2 separate regions of the Homo sapiens genome follow, and region 2 is linked to region 1. A link is a contact called in ENCODE Hi-C or POLR2A ChIA-PET data. All regions are on one chromosome and are shown on one strand. The core of a region is the stretch at or near the end of the contact, and the rest is flanking DNA. Distances in the headings are between cores, read along the strand shown.

The links. Hi-C counts contacts between places; a loop is a spot of excess contacts on that map. ChIA-PET counts read pairs that join two places held with the same protein, here RNA polymerase II (POLR2A). Pooled maps may share reads with other maps.
Region 2: a map of PC-9 shows a loop between it and region 1 (4-fold over the local background). The contact joins two enhancer-like sites. A Hi-C loop is called at or near these places in 3 of 168 maps with a recorded cell type or tissue (IMR-90, MCF 10A and PC-9), 4 of 37 single-sample maps with no recorded cell type and 9 of 50 pooled maps. POLR2A ChIA-PET finds 5 or more read pairs at or near these places in 3 of 52 experiments (A549, MCF 10A and activated T-cell).

The regions. Positions count from the first base shown.
Region 1 is chr12:91,379,639-91,382,909 of GRCh38, reverse strand. All of the region lies in intron 4 of LOC105369896 (a long non-coding RNA gene), which reads left to right. Among named protein-coding and RNA genes, the nearest start is that of LINC02823, 54 kb to the right of the region's middle. RefSeq lists enhancers at 353-1,184, 1,185-2,018. Within about 2 kb of position 1,434, at least 20 of the 41 ENCODE cell types and tissues checked have a DNase peak (open chromatin) inside an H3K27ac peak, as active enhancers do.
Region 2 is chr12:91,773,429-91,776,563 of GRCh38, reverse strand. No RefSeq gene overlaps it. Among named protein-coding and RNA genes, the nearest start is that of LINC02404, 100 kb to the left of the region's middle. Within about 2 kb of position 1,804, at least 2 of the 41 ENCODE cell types and tissues checked have a DNase peak (open chromatin) inside an H3K27ac peak, as active enhancers do.

The DNA of each region.
Region 1 (3,271 bases), core at 185-2,684:
GACAGATTATGCATTTCCTTAGACAGGTAACTGTTACAGAAATATTGCTTCTTGATTATAACCAATCAGATAATAAAAATATGTTTCAGTTTTACTGAGATGTTTGATTTTCTTAGGTCTTGTTGTGCCACACCAGGAATAAAGCTTAATTAAGGATTCATTTACTAATTGTTTATCATAAAAGCTATATTCAAGGGAAAAAGTTACATTGAATCCATAGTTTTCTGGGAGGAGAACATGGGAACAGTCTGTTTGTGACCTGTATTTCTCTGCCAACTTCAGGACTTGGTAACCTATACAGGTTTCCTATGTGAGAGGTTAAAGTGTGGGTCCTTCTGTTTCCTAAAAAGGAAGCCTATAAAGCACCACATCATCTTTTAATTATTTTCCATACAATAAAGCCAGTTTAAGGCCATGAAATGGCCTATGAGCTCCTATGTGTTATGTAACATTTTCAGTGGTTACTGTAGCAACATTTTGTCCTTTATGGCATTTCATTTCCATATAAAGTAATCTGCATTGTTATGGGATGCTTTGTCCCATAGTGATGACCATAAACCATGCTCAAGGGTCTCAAACACTGACTCCCCACTCCCTTTTGTTCTACCTGAAAGGCGCCTACTAAGCTTCTTCTTTTAGTGACTATTAAAGGGGGAAGGATGCCCTGAAGAGGTTCGTCCGCTGTCCAACAGCGACCCCTAGAGGCACAATGCCTTGAAAGTGGCCAAAACCTCCAAAACTTCAATGCTTTTCTCCAATCAAGTGCTGCTGTAATTTGCTTACCTTGAGAACTATCACAGCATTAATCAAGACCTGCCTTTACTCTGAAAACATGGGCTGCTTTTGGTGCCCAAAAACGAAAGCCCAAAGTTTCGGGAGCTTTACTACCTACTATCTACTACACATACATTTGTTTTCTCTTTGTGAGATTTAAGGGAACCGTGGAAGAATTGCTTTTTATTCATCATCAAATAAGCATAATAACAAATTTGGGCATAGTCAAGATACAACGCCTTTGATGGCTTTTCGTTAGTTTTTTGTTTTTGTTTTGTTTTGTTTTTCGCTTGAAAAATAAGTTAAAATCTCAGGAAGAAAGAAAGAAAATCCTAGCGCTTTTTCTTTTCTGAGCTTGCAACTGTTTGTAGCTCAGGCACCCGGATGATTCATCCCATGAAAGCCTTGAGCGCTCCATTTGTTTTGTAGATTTCACTACTCCCTTTGTTCCGCTTCAAACCTTTCAGAGGGCTGAAATGCATTATTACCTTGTTAAAGCTCAACCAAAATCATTTCTACAGCCTGAAGCTGTTTTGACGTGGGTTGAGTATCTCACACAAAAGAATTGCTTTTGTTCCCAGAAGCTCTTATTGGCTGAGTGGCCTTTGCTCTGAGCCAATCAGAAGCTAGTTGTTAGGCTTGGCTGGCTATTTTTAGCCCAACACGCAAAAACACTTGGTCTTGGAGGGGGTCGGCTGGAGAGTGAAAGGCCCTGTAGTAAAAGCCAACAGCTAAATGCATTTTGGATGTCAAGGCGCGTTTGACATTTTCTCTTTAATTCCTCATACGCTGTTACATTAGCATGTGTTTTTCGTAAACAACAAACTTAGAGCTGCATTTCCCAGTCCTGAATTATCCATTTAGTAAAGAGACAGAAAGGCTAAGAAACAGCATTCCCCTTTTATCCAAAAGCAACGCACGGTAGTATCTAGTTATTTCATAACGCAAAAAAAAAAAAGTCAGTTACCGTATTGAGAATACTAAGGTGTTTTTGCCAAAGAATTTTTATGAATTTTCATCTTGAGTTAGAAATTTTCAATGCCTTGCTCATAATGAATTATAGAGTCCTAAAATAATCTTTTCCTCTTGCCCTTTAAATATGTATATAATTACACGAACGAGTATACACATGATGTGTAGCAATTAAAATAATAAATGCTGAGTGTGTTTCATGCATTGAGAAAAAGCATTCTTTTGAGCATGTTCTTCCATTTAAGCCATTACTCAGAGGGCACAAGAAGTATTTTTCCCAAATGCGCTTCAAGAGACAGGGCATTAAAACACACAATTTGTTAATTATCCGATATTATCAGGAAATGAAAGTTGCCAAACGGGAAAAGCCAGGCTCTTAAACTTTGATTTTCCCTCAGCAGTCTATTCAACTGGGCTTATATAAGGAGGAGACAAGCTGAACCCAAATTTTACAACACAAAGCAATTTTTATTGGCAGCAAGGGAGACCCCTTCCTGAAAAAGAAAGAAAAAACCCAAATCTATGTCTAATTCTTAAAATATGTTTCAGGTTGTAGATTTTAGCAATATTTATTATTCAAGCTTGGGAATATGACCTCATTTGCCATGGTTGTTTGCTTATTTTAAGAAAAATGCCTTTCTACTTCTTGTTGCAAGCCATCAGGCAACCATTTAAACATGCAAGCAAAAAGTCTGGATCATGGGCATATTTAAAAATCTGGAAGACTTCAATAAGTTGTAAAGATTTACGATTCCATCGTGGGCTTGCAGAAGGGGTTTGCTGTGGCCTTCTGTGAGCAAGGGCGGCCTAGTATATGGTGGGCATAGGCCAAAGAACTTACCAAAAATTCTACCAGAGTGAAGGGAGCACAAATAGTTTTGGGGGAAAACTTTCCTTGTCTTAAGCAATACCGTATACAGTGTTTAGAAGGAATGTCACCTAGGTTTCAGAAGGTGAATTTGAAAGGCTGAAATAAAGTACTTTAGAAAGAGGTATCTTTTTCTTTCCAACATCAATTTGATGCACACAGGGACAGATTTTGAGAAGCTCTGTAATTGCTCCCAGGAGTTGAGTTAGGTTGAGGTAGTCAACCAGCTGCTAACAATTTAGTTTAATATGCAGTCTTAGTAAATTAAAGGAATCTGATAAATTGAGACCCAGCATGATTCTTATTTGTTTGCTATGGCATAACATGTTGAACGCCAGCAGAAATTAACCCATTGAAATTTTTCTACTCAAGGCCCCCATTTTATTTTCTCACTTTCCTGTGTCAGATGTTTTTGCTCCAGACTTGGTCATCTGAGCAATTCCTTAGTTTTATGCTTATCTACTTAAAAAATATATATATAACAATAATACAAATTCTAGAATCATGCTTATTTTCAGTTTTCTCTCTGTGTTTGTATTTAAACTCCTTGAAGGTAAAAATAAATAAATAAATGAGTCTGTTACTCCTCTTGTGTGTTAACCTTTCTACTTCACATGTAGATCATCTTAAACATGCTTGATGTAGATTTTGTTTTCT
Region 2 (3,135 bases), core at 555-3,054, 390 kb before region 1:
TAAAAATCTGTATTCTTGTGGAACTTACATGTTTGTGAGGAGAACACAGAAAATAAATACCAAAAGGAAAAGTAAATTGCATATTAGACTGGAAGCGATAAGAGCCAGAGAGCAGGGTTGGTTGCAATTTTAAGATCAGTTTGGAGGGAAATTTGAAGGAAACTAGAAAAGCAGGAAAAGGCAGGGAAGGCTTGATTCTTTTGGCCAGAGGATAATGGATGTCAGTCTCTTCTATGTATTTATTGTTTTTTGACATTAAGGAAGAGCAAGCAGGGGAGGGTAATGCCCTTCTTCTAACTTGTAATGTGGTTGATGATCCACTGCTTTAGCAATAGTGGGGAACCTTGCTCTATGATTAGTGTTTCTAGTGACCCAAGCATTCAGCTACATGTGAACTCAGATTTTATTTTTCTGTGGCATCTGAATCCACATTAAGTACATTCTTATTTTAAATGTATAATAATAACCTCTAGAAACTAAATTCATTACAATAACTTTATTATGTGCTTATTATGTATAAAACTTTATTATTTTTTTCTAATCCTAGAAGGAGGTATTATCATCGTTACTTTAGGGATAAGAAAAGAGAGGATCTGAGATTATAAGAGCCAAGCTCCAAGGTTAGGAAGCTGTTTTTGTGGTTCGGGCAAGAACTGAACTTGCCTCTCTCTGAAGTCAAAGTCACAATCTTTTTACTAAGCCAACACCAGAATTTGTGCTCAATGCATTCTGTTAGACACCTGCAATCTCTAATTTTATTTAAAAATGTTTATAGGGCGGAATCAACTAATTTCTTACTAGCAGACTTTATACACACCAACAAGCATAAAAAAGATGCCACCTGGACAGGTCAATAGTCATTTCATGGCAGCTCGATGCTGATACCAAAATAAAACTTCAAGATCCTAATATAGTCTATACACTATAACTTTTTATTAATCATTTTATCCACAACCTTTATCAAGTTCTACACATATGGTTCTTTTATTTTCTTTTCTTTTTTTTTGAGATGGAGTCTCTCTCTGTCACCAGGCTGGATTGCAGTGGTACGATCTTGGCTCACCGCAACCTTCACCTCCCGGGTTCAAGCGATTGTCCTGCCTCAGCCTTCCAAGTAGCTGGGATTACAGGTGTGCACCACCACACCCGGCTAATTTTTTTGTATTTTTAGTAGAGACGGGATTTCACCATGTTGGCCAGGATGGTCTCAATCTCTTGACTTCATGATCTGCCCGCCTTGGCCTCCCAAAGTGCTGGGATTACAGGCATGAGCCACCGTGCCCGACCAGTTGTTTTCATTTATTGAATTGTTCTCGTGAGTTAGAGATTGCACTATACATTCCACATGTATAATATTTTGTCTTAATAACACTATTTTAGAGAAAACTGAAGTCTATAAATGTTAAATGGAAACTTTACCTTAAGTGTCATAATGAATGTTGAGTCCTAGCCCCTAGTTCAGAACCATAGAAATTTCTGTGTAGGGAATTACTTAAAGAACTCAATTCACAGCAGTTAAGGAGTAGTCCATCAGCATATGGTAAATCTAAGAGGAGCAAGCAGTGGTGGATATCTTAGACTATGAGGGTCAAGAAGCCAGTACAAAATTAAAGCTTTGCTTCTAGAAAAATGATCCAGGAACTAACCACATTGCATCTCAGTACCCATCTGCCATTTCCGGGTGCCAAGCCCCCAGCAAGACACAAGACACCTGGACTATGTAGGTGGCATATCGGTATAAATCTATCCTTGCTAGGTGGTGGAAGGCAAAACTACTCTCATAGGGTCTTAAATGATTCTTTCTGTCCCTGGTCATTACAAGCAGCTGGCACTCTGAGTCCAAAAAAGGAGCCAAAAACGCAACAGCACAGTAAATTGTTGATAACAGAGACCTTGAGTCATCAAGAATGCATTTAAAGAAACAGAGCAGCACGTAGTACATGATAGAAAGCTTTTCATGTAAAACTGTTAAAGCGAAAGTCTCTGCTTTTTATCTGGCAAGTTTTACAAACCCTACCGGAGAATGCACTTTATGCAGAATTCTCATTTCCTGACAACCCTGGATAGATCAGGCATAGCTGTGATAATGTTCATCTCTGTGTATTATAATGAAGCTGCCATGGTAACTCCAGAAGTCACTTTAAAAAATGTGCAATTTTAAAAGTTCATTTCTTGGAAAAAGATTAGCACAGCTATAACACTCATAATAATCTAATGAGACCTGAAAAGAACACTCAGGCAAAAAAATATATACAGAGAGAGAGAGACTCCTCAGAATTCACAATTGCATAAACCTCCTGAGAATGACGTGGTCCACCCGTGACTTCCCTAATCAATGAAACCAGGGGGATGTTAGGTCAGAGATTTAATTAAATTTTGATGTGTGTAACTCAGCAGTAGAACCCATTCAGTGCCTATTTAGCTCAGGATGCTCGAGAAGTAAATCACAGAAGCACTTGCGTAGAAAATTTTATGTACTTTCCATTTTCATAATTTAAAGAACTAGGTATAATAAATGTTTCCAGCATTTGTTACTTAGGATGGGTTGACTGTACCTTTTATGACTGGTCACAGAAATTCAGGCTGGGAAGGAAACAAATGTGGCAACTGGGAATTGAGTACATTTCTAAAGTTAAACTCTCTCTCCTCAGCCCACTCCCACCTTCCCACCCTAGCCTTTTTGAAAGGAAAAAGGCATAAATCAGTGCTCAAGGTCTGTGTACCTTGTTTTGGAAAATATTTTTTTTCCAAAGGGAGATTATAACTTCTAAAAATGTAATTGTTTTTGGAGACTGAATCATATGCAATGATGAAGGCATAGTGCATGCTCAGAAGCCCCTGTTATCTCTGGGACCTCACAAGCCCTAGAAGCAAGTATTCCTGGAGGCACATTGTGACACACTCTTGATGTGGCATGTTTAATTAGAATGTCTTTTCTAGAGCCTTCCTTGCGGGCTTACAATTTAGGATCAGGGCCCTGGCTACAAATTCAAATAAGTCACATTTAATAAACCCTTATTAGCAGAAAGCTTTTGTGGCCATATGCTAATAAAGGAATCTTAATCTCCATGTTGAATTCGACATTACTCAGTAAATTGTAAAGTTTAAGTAGATGTTGACCTTACAATTGCCTTT